2 separate regions of the Homo sapiens genome follow, and region 1 is linked to region 2. Evidence: chromatin contacts called from ENCODE Hi-C or POLR2A ChIA-PET data. All regions are on one chromosome and are shown on one strand. Each heading gives the region's core, a stretch centred on a gene start or an enhancer-like site at or near the end of the contact. The rest is flanking DNA. Distances are from core to core; before and after follow the strand shown.

Region 1 (4,976 bases), core at 284-2,783, 2.0 Mb before region 2:
ATTATGAAAAACTTCAGAGAATGTCTACAGAAAACAGGGTATGGAGCAAGTTATTTTCCATTCTTTTTGCTTTTTGGAAGTTAAAATAGCTAAGCTCTGCAAATATCATTTATTTGGAACAGATAAGGTCCCAGACATTCCTAGATAATAAAAATCAAATGAATGATACAGGTAAGTGTATTTATTGAAGGGTGTGGGTAGAGTGGTCTGGGAAGTCTTGCTTTAATGAAGACGGATTGATTCTATTTACCTCTTCTTACTTCCACTACTAAGTAACCCTGGGCCTGCAGTTTCCTAACCACTTGACTTCCTTGCCAACAGTCTGTCTCCACTTTCAGCCGTTTTATAGATTCATTGGCCCTAAAGCACTGCTTTCCCATACTTCCCTACCCAAGAGGGCAGGGGTCCCCAAGCCCTGGGCCGCGGACCGGAACCAGACAGTGGCCTGTTAGGAACCAAGCCGGATAGCAGGAGGTGAGCGGCGGGCGAGTGAGCATTATCGCCTTGAGCTCTGCCTGCTGTCAGATTAGCGAGTGGCATCAGATTCTCATAGGCACGCGAACCCTATTGTGAACTGCACATGTGAGGTTTGCCGGCTCCCTGTGAGAATCTAATGCCTGATGATCTGAAGTGGAACAGTTTCATCCCCAACCCACACACACCCCCACCCCGTCCGCTGGGTTAGAGGACTTTACAACCCTAGTCCACCTTGTCCAGTTATAGTTCCACCTCTAGCCTTTCAAGGCTTAAACCATTAATGTCCTTAATTTCTCTTGTATTCATCTATCTCCCAACTATACCTTTTTCCTTCCCTTTTTTATTTTTGGCAATATGTGCCCATGGTTTTTTAATTTAAAACGAACAGAATATGTAGTGACGCCTACCATAGCACTCCTTCCCATCACACAAGCCTTCAAGGAAACTGAAGTACTTACTTTGGTCTCCCTGGAGGATTCCCTCCGCCTCCCGCCCCATGTGCTTAGCAATTCTGTTCCTGTAGTCTGGATGGCCTTCATAAAGCCCTCACTGGACCAGCATTCTGGCACATAATAGGAACACTTAAAAAACGAGAGAATGATGCCGTTATATCTAATATCTTCCTCTTCTGAACTTTCACAGCACTTTATTTGCAACAAGTTTAGTTGCTCCTGAAGGGCAGGATCTCTGCCGGAAGCAAGTGCGTGCCACACAGTGGGGCTCCGCATACACTGCAAAAGGACAAATAAACCGAACAGCTACCGTTTGAGAGTGAGCGAGTGGGTTCTCTGCACAAGAACAAACCAACCAGTCCCTTGTCCGAAAGGGCGTCTCCTTTTCTCTGCTTCGCTGCTCACTCCAGACTGCGGGCTGTCCTCTTCCGAAGCAGTTAACCAGCAGTGTACAGAAAGCGACTTGCCTCCAAAGGAGCCTGCGCGGCCCGCGGCTAGGAGAATTTTGTCCCATGCGCTCCCCGTCTCACTAGCCGCGGGCCGGGGCTACGCCGTGTGCGTCCCCGCGCAGCCGCAGTGCTGGGCGAGTGGGCGGGGCCGGCTGTTGGCGGCGGTTGGCTCGGCGCGGGAGTCGGCTGCACGTGCGGGCGGGGGCGATGCGTCACTGATCGGTGAGGCGCGGCCGAGGGGTCGGCTTTCCTCGCGAGCCTGCGGCTGGGCTTCTTCTCAGTTAGTGCCTTCCACCCGGGAGCGACCCTTGGGAGAGGGAGTTTCAGGAAGCTCACCGAGCAGGGGCGGCCCACTGGCCTCCGGGGGCGGAGGAGTTGGCAAGGGGTCAGCGGGCTCAGCCAGAAGGGAAGAATGAGGGGACAGGGGTACTGGACTCCCCGGCTCAGCCTGCGAGAGAGCGCCAAGTTTCCGGAGGGAGAGGGTAGAAACTGGAGGGGGTGGACCTGTCACTCACGGGACTGAGGGTCCTTTTCTCCCGCTCCCAGGAGGAACGAGAATGAATATGACTCAAGCCCGGGTTCTGGTGGCTGCAGTGGTGGGGTTGGTGGCTGTCCTGCTCTACGCCTCCATCCACAAGATTGAGGAGGGCCATCTGGCTGTGTACTACAGGTGAGCGGCATGTGCAGTCAGTTAGGGCTCTAGAGCAGATTAAAAGGGTACTCCAGAGTGGAGTCTGGGAAGTTGTTCCCTCTGCAACGTTCGGGGGCGCATGTCCCATCTCTAGGGAGAGCACGGGGGTCGAAGCGGGCTTTTGCGGAGCACCCTCCAGATGTTGGACAGTTTTAGTGCTATGTTCGTTTTGTTGCAGAGATTAAGTCTCCCTACGGTTATTCCTATACACAGCAAACTCAATTATTTGTAGAAAAATGAAGAAGGAAGAAAGGAAGTAGTCACTCTACCTCTAACTGAAGAGATGGATAAATTATAGTTCGTTCAACTGTACAGGCTTTAGTTTGCCGCTGTAGATGCTGTATGTTTATGGTTGTTTCTTAGACTTTTTCATTTAAAAGCTTCCAGTGTCTGGTTACGTCTTGTAACACCATGATGACTGTGATGGTGCTTATGTCCCTGGACCTCCAGGGACATAAGCACAACACTGATGGGCCATGCTCCTCCCTCCTTACTGTTGCTGTTCAAGTTGGGGACAGGAGTGGTGTGGGAGCTGTTGCTCTCTTGTTGAGCTCGCTTAGCTTTTCCTTCAGCCTAATTACCACAAGTTCCTTTTGATACAGACTAGTAAGAGAGGCCAGTTTGTGGAGAAATTGGGATAATGGTGTATTCAAAAAGAGCGTCAACTTTTTGCTTGTTTCCACTATCCCTCAAAACTGATATTTCTACTTTCAAATCCATCCTGAATCCTAGAAAAAGAGCAATTTTAATGGTATATCTTAGCAGATGGAGCTCTACATAAGAAATTACAGATTAGTCCAGATTTCCTTCCAGTTTAAAAGCATTGTCTTTCTGACAGTAAAACCAGAGAAAGGACATTTCAAGGAATGACTCAAAGAATTAGTAATGAACCTCAAACAGTTCATCTTTCCTTGTTATTATGACCTTGCAAATGTGTTTATATTTTCAAGACCGGTAGCTAAGTTCTATGAATTTACAAGGTGCAAAATAGGACTTTGTTTTCTTTGCTCCCCAAATGCCTCCTTTTTATAATTTCCAGGGCTTGCTTTCATAGTTTTCACATTCCAGGATTTGGTTAACAAGCCCTTATGCTATTTATTTGTATAGTCTTGTCACCCTTCATCTTTTCATGCTAATTTTTTGTTTTTATATAGAAATTTTATGTTCCCAGTATTTTAATTACCTTGTAGATAGATCGAAAGAATTATAAGCCTCAGAAATTTTCTCTTTACTTCAAAGTTTGCATTGTCTTTTTTTCAACCTGGTGATTAAATGTATTATATATTTTGATTTGGCTCTTGTTATGTACTATTAATGTACCTCTACTGAAAGCCATTAGAATTTTTTAAACAAATATTTCTCAGAAGGTTAAAGACCGAGGAGAATCCTTTGAACCTTAGAGCAGTGCTGGAGACCCAGAGGTACGGTTGGTTGAGCTTATGAAACAAGGTGTAACATTGGCAGTTTAATTTGATCTTTTTCCCTTTTTAGGTGTGGAGGTATTTTAAGCAGTTGTTCATTATGAGCAATTCATATTAGTGAGGCTTTAGTAGGTCAGCAGCATGAGCAAGAGTGAGTATTTATTATAGCATTTTAGATTTGGAAAGATAATTTTTCTTTTTATAATTTTGTCAAATTGAAACATCTTTTTGCAGGGGAGGAGCTTTACTAACTAGCCCCAGTGGACCAGGCTATCATATCATGTTGCCTTTCATTACTACGTTCAGATCTGTGCAGGTGAGTGATTCCTAGGGGAAGCCTCCATACCAGATAGACAGGCATGACAGGAGTTACCACACTTGTGGGTGGAGATAGATTTCCTTATTGCTTAAGCAGATGGTGGTATTTACTTAAATGCAGAAGTTAACGTTCAGAGTACAGTTGTTACAACACAAGTTATGATGTTAAACCACCTCACTTACTTGAAATGAATTAAAGGTATGAACCAGGAAGCTTGGAAGGACTGACTTCTACCATCTATATCGTGGTATATAGCAAATTTTCTGTTGCTGCTGTCACAATAAAAGTAAGAATTAGAAACACAACTAGACATACAAACCAGTGATTATGTGGTTTAGAACAGTGTTTAGTTTCCATAGAGGCAGGCTCCTGGGCTACTGTTAACATGGAGGATCAAAATTTTTATACACAGCCTTTCTGCCTCATGTTTTTTTGCCTGGTATATTAAGCACAATTTTATGTGGAACCTTAGTGAATGTTATATTTTGATGGCATCCCGGGATATTTGAAATAAGTGTCTAATCCTCGAAAAGTGTCTTGGCCATGGGAGACAATAAAATAAGTATCTTTCAATGTAACAAGATGACAAAACCAGGATTAGGCTGTGACCACTTTCGCAAGCCCAGTGTGATCATAAATCTTTGGATTCAGAAGTTTGTCTGCCATCTGCTGCTAATTTTTCAGGACTCAGGAAAATTCTGTGTTATTTAATCTTGTAATCTTATGTCTAGGCTTCCTGCTAAGTGAGAGTTTAATTATAAATTCTTAAATCCCCTAGGTTTTCTTCCTGTCCCCTTTTAGATGGCTTAGGGAAAGAATTGTGTCTACTGAAGTGAAATGTATTCTTCCCCTAATCAGACTGATTTCCATATGTTGTTCCATATTTATTTTACCCATTCTTTCCTTAGTTCATGCCATCACTTCTTTATCTGCCATCTCACTCTCCATTCCTTTTCTCCTGTCTAAATCTTGCCAGGCTTTTAAAGGCTCATCCCAGATTCTTCCTCTTCTGATCTATAGCTCTTAAAGTCTATATTGTAAATTTTGGCCCTTTGTCTTATTTTCTTTAATATTGTTGTCTTGCATTGTTTGCTAAGTTTTTTTATGTGTTTTCTTTCCAGAAAGGCTCCAGTTTTCTTAAAGGCAGGAGTTGTAACACATTTATAT
Region 2 (4,707 bases), core at 2,006-4,505:
GGATCTGTGAATACGTGTATATCCCGTGGAGTGTAAAGCTATTAGAATCATCAAACAACCTAGAGTTTGTCAGTGATATAATCACTAGCCTCAAACATGTGTAGAGCCTTAGACATACCAAATAGACCTTTTCTACCAACACCAAGGATAGCGATTAAAACTAGGACAGATTAAAATTATCTTTTGAACATAATCCTAAAATGTTGTTTCTACCCAGTCAGCCTGACTGGCTTCTACTCTCTTGCATACATATTAAACATAATAGTAAGTACTAATCCTTGCCTGCTTTCACAAGCACACTTCTGAGTCCATTTGCTCTATCACATTCTAGACACTCATCTCAGCTTGTCTACCGTGCCTTTCCTTGTTCCTTCCATCTTATCATCCTGAGCTCTCAGACAGCAACTTGGACTTGTATAATCGAATGTTGTGTCAAAGTTATTTCCACTGGTGTGGCTGGAAGAAATGGATTCTGACTCCAGCTTCATGACATAGGTTCCCAGAACCTACATGCTCTCTTTTGCTAAGCTTACTTATCCCCAAATGACTTCTTCTCATAATGTTTCACTATTAACTATACCCGAAATCAGCTTGGCCTGGCTCCTCCTAGTCTTGGCCCCTCTTGATTGAACCACTGCTATCCTGAGCCTATATTCACAGAGAATTAGTTTGTATTTGTTTATGGGGCCAAAAAAATGCCACGGTGGAGCAGTAACTGTCTTTCTATTTGATGTCATGATAGTTTACTTCTTTAATATCTATGCCTTAACAACATCTAGAGCTCTGTTTCTATCAAAAAAGAACATGCTATTGTTTAAAGATACTACTTTATTAAAGTGTTGTATTAAGAATAGCACTGCCCTTCAAATAAACATTAAAGAATTTTTACAGAGCCTTGGAATTAGACTTACCGAAAGGGATTGTATAGGTCAGAATTCAACATCCTAGTTTTTCAGATAAAGATACTGAGAATTCAAAATTGTAATGTCTGTGGTTACACAGATATTAAGTGGCAATGCAAGACTGGAACCTTGGTTACAATTATAAGGGCTGTGCTCACGCTACTATATTTCTCAGACATTCTGTTTTCATCCTTGGAATTTCAGAGAGAGTGAAGGCAATGAGGGTTAAGTGTTGTGTGCATGCCTATGTGTTTTGGGGAAGGAAGGTGGCCACAAATAATTAAGTGTGGTGACCTATATACTATTGTGCTTCCCATCAAGGTTGCCCATAGGTCATCTGAAAGCTATTCACTATCTTACAGAACAAAATTGGATGAATAGCTGACAATTAGATACCTCTATTCCTTTCTTCTCCTTTCTTTAGTATCTGCCCCAGCCCTACCCAGAAAGTTTTAGAAAGATAATAAGTGAAAGCAGAATCAGAGAGCAAGAGGCTCTATGACTTAACCTAAATGAACAGAGGGTCAATGTGTCCTCTTCATTTCCAAGAATGCCACATTCTGGTCAAATACAGAGCACAACTTCAATGACTGGACTTCACCCTCTGGTGGCCAAAATGTGTCACTACTACATTTCCCAGTTTCTAAGCCACCTGCATACCTATCTTCAAATCTTATAGCTGAAGCCAGGCACAGTGGCTCACGCAGGCAATCCCAGCACTCTGGGAAGCCGAGGTGGGAGTACTGCCTGAGGCCAGGAGTTCAAGACCAGCCTGGGCAACTTAGCAAGACTCTGTCTCTAAAAAATTAAAACAAGATAAAAAATTAGCTGGGAACGGTAGCACATACCTGTAACCCTCACTACTTGGAAGGCTGAGAGGGAGGGAGACTGCTTGAGCCCATGAATTTGAGGGTGCAGTGAACTATGATTGTGACACTGTACTCCAGCCTGGGTGACAGAGCAAGACCCAGTCTCAAAACAAACCAACAAAAAGCTTATAGCTGAAAAGAGCCTTTGAAAATCATCTGGTTGAGGGATTTATCTAAGACTATTAGAGTGGTAGTAACTAAGACCAGAACCCAGATTGTCTATCAACTAAACTAGCAGTTTTACCACCATTATAGCAGTATTATCAGTTTTCCACCGAGTATATGCTCACAATATATGCTGAGCAAAGTTTAATCAGGAAGTTAATTGTGCTGAAGAAATAATCACATAATGCACATCAAATCCAAATATATTATCCACACTAATACTCATTACCATTAAGGATAAATGATCAGGGTGATTTTTCCATCCCATTCCCCCAAAAATGTGCCTCATACACTGGACAAGACTTCTACTGTGACTATTCTTGGCACAAGAAAAAAACTTCAAACAATTCCCAAAAAAAAGCACTCACTCCAAAAAAAAAAAAAAAAAAAGGTTGTGTTAGGTGAGTAATAAGGAATGACAATTCTTCGAGCTGTTAGTTTTACATATTCCCTAAGCTCATATAAAGGCTGATTTATTTGCATTAAGCAAATACATTTTAGAATAACTAGTTTTGTACACTCATTTGCAAAGCTATCTTAAACCAAGACAAAGATTCTTATCTTTCATTTTAAAAAGTCTTTTTATAGTTTCTACTTAGTTAAGAAAGAACTATTAAGCCATGCCCAAGAGAACAATGACATATTTTTCAAAATCTGCCGCGATGAACCATGTCTAATTGTGTTTTCTGTTTCATTACAGTTTAGGCCCTACAAGCAAAAGTGAAGTAGTGGTAGAGCAGTGATTTAGTAGTAGTAGAGGAAGAGAAAGAAGAATAATCAGCTACCATTTACAGAGTGCTTACTACATGACAGGGACTGTGGTAAACATTGTATATACATTATCTCATTTGGTTCCAACTATAGTACTAAGAGATAGCTATGATTATCCCAATTTTATATAGGAGAAATCTGAAGCTTAAATAACTAAAGATCACACAACTTCTAAGTGTTGGTTAGGATTTCAAAGTCCCTGCACTTAACTACTAGACTAGACTGCCTGATATTCAGCAGAATGGTCTCACAATGATGCATTAGTTTCATAAATATTCACAATTTGCTTAGAATCCATGTAACTGCAAAACAACCAAAAAGAGTTCAAAGACTGCTGCCGTAAAAGGAGAAAACCAAGTAAGATAAGAATGAAAGATCTTTAATGCTTTCATGGCATGCCTATTTCCAATAACCTTCCAGACTTAAAAAGGCTGACAATAATTCACTGTTGTCTCTGAAACTTCCTCATTCACCTTGCCTCACCCTCAAAAGCCATATGGTAAAGAACCTCACCAGGTGTCAGGAGAGGAACACCCTCTCTTCTATTCCGCATAAGAATAATCTCTATACTTCTTCCTACCAACTCCTCCAAGCATTTGAAAATGCTGCCCTTCTCTACTTTCCTTCTCCAGAGGCACATTTCAACATGGGACCACCAACCAGTGAAACTGGTAACACAGTTCTCACCCTGGCAGAAGCTCAAAGTAGAATGTAGAGTATACGTTCAAATCTTGGGTCTAAAACAGAAGAAACCTGTACATCAAATACCAACTGCAGATGGTATTTTCAGATGCAATCTTAAACAGAATATAATACAGTATTTTAATATTAGTCTGCCTCTGCCTTGGACATTTATATTTACTGCCTCTGCCTCTCTGCCTGCAGCTGGACAAAGAATACAGCTTGCACAACTGGAAGAAACATTTCATGAAAAAACTGAGTATCAAGACAACAAAAGATACAAGATACATGATTCCAGTAGGATCTTGGAGGTCCCAAAATATATAAATAAACTGGCATGAAAAGGTCTTTCTCACGACATAACACAATTCATGCCCCCAGCTTATTTTATACTACACTGGCTATAGTCGTCATGCATCAGCACCAACTGATTTCACGCTTTATAGGCTGGGAAACAGTCCGCAGCTTAGTCTTTTTCACACTCCACTGACAAGGTAACCACACAGCTCACCGACTTAACTGCTCCAAGTTTAATGTTAGCACCTATTATTGACCACCTCAAAAGGCAGTCAGATAAAAGCTTTAATATACCGAACAATGGCAATATAATATGTAATACAAAGGTAGAGAGAAAAGTTTGCTTCCTACTCTGCATATGTAACTGGCGGTAGGGGGCAGGGAGAGAAGAAAAAAACTCCCTCTTAAAACTTCTTTCCCTCAATACACATCTGGAGGTTGGTCTGCTTCTACAGTTATTTGAAATTAGTTCCTCTCCTGGGTCTATTCTGGGTTTAACTGACATCCTATAGTTGACAATAAAGGAGCTCAAATGGATAAAGCTTTGGGGGCTTTACCTCAACCTTGACATGCATTAAACTTGATTTCTTTTCCTCTTTAAGATTCACAGAGTAAAGCTAATAAACCACTGGGTAAATTTTGAAAGTAGAAGCCACCAGACTCAATCTCAGCTAAGTGTCATATATGTTATCTCATTTTATCCCAACTACAATACTAAGAGGTAGCTATTATTATCCCAACTTTACAGATGAAAAATCTGAAACTTAAGTTACTTAAGATTACACAGTTTCCAAGTGCTGGATAGGATTTCAAAGTCCGTGGATTGGATTTCAAAGTCCCTGCATCTAACTACTACTGTAAGACTAAAACACATATCTTCTAAAAATTATGTTGGGGTAAAAATGCATAGCCCAGAATGCTAGTCTGGCTACAGCCAAAGGTTCATTGTAGCAAAGCTATTTATTTTGTATGTATGTTTGTAAAAATGCATAGCACAGAACAGTTTAATTTTTAAAATACCA

What was found. A loop is a pair of places that touch in the nucleus more often than their neighbours do. ChIA-PET counts read pairs that join two places held with the same protein, here RNA polymerase II (POLR2A).
Region 1: a map with no recorded cell type shows a loop between it and region 2 (5-fold over the local background). The contact joins the promoter of ERLIN1 here to the enhancer-like site in region 2. A Hi-C loop is called at or near these places in 1 of 37 single-sample maps with no recorded cell type. POLR2A ChIA-PET finds 5 or more read pairs at or near these places in 1 of 52 experiments (T-cell).

What each region holds. Positions count from the first base shown.
Region 1 is chr10:100,182,586-100,187,561 of GRCh38, reverse strand. It overlaps ERLIN1 (ER lipid raft associated 1), which reads left to right and starts at 1,533. Exons shown (of 11, transcript NM_006459.4): 1 at 1,533-2,048; 2 at 3,725-3,806. The coding sequence starts at 1,936. It also overlaps a transcript of CHUK not described here. RefSeq lists an enhancer at 1,166-1,315 and a silencer at 1,486-1,635.
Region 2 is chr10:98,167,504-98,172,210 of GRCh38, reverse strand. The region is part of intron 4 of R3HCC1L (R3H domain and coiled-coil containing 1 like); the gene reads right to left. Among named protein-coding and RNA genes, the nearest start is that of R3HCC1L, 35 kb to the right of the region's middle. RefSeq lists an enhancer at 1,560-1,609. Within about 2 kb of position 3,255, at least 2 of the 41 ENCODE cell types and tissues checked have a DNase peak (open chromatin) inside an H3K27ac peak, as active enhancers do.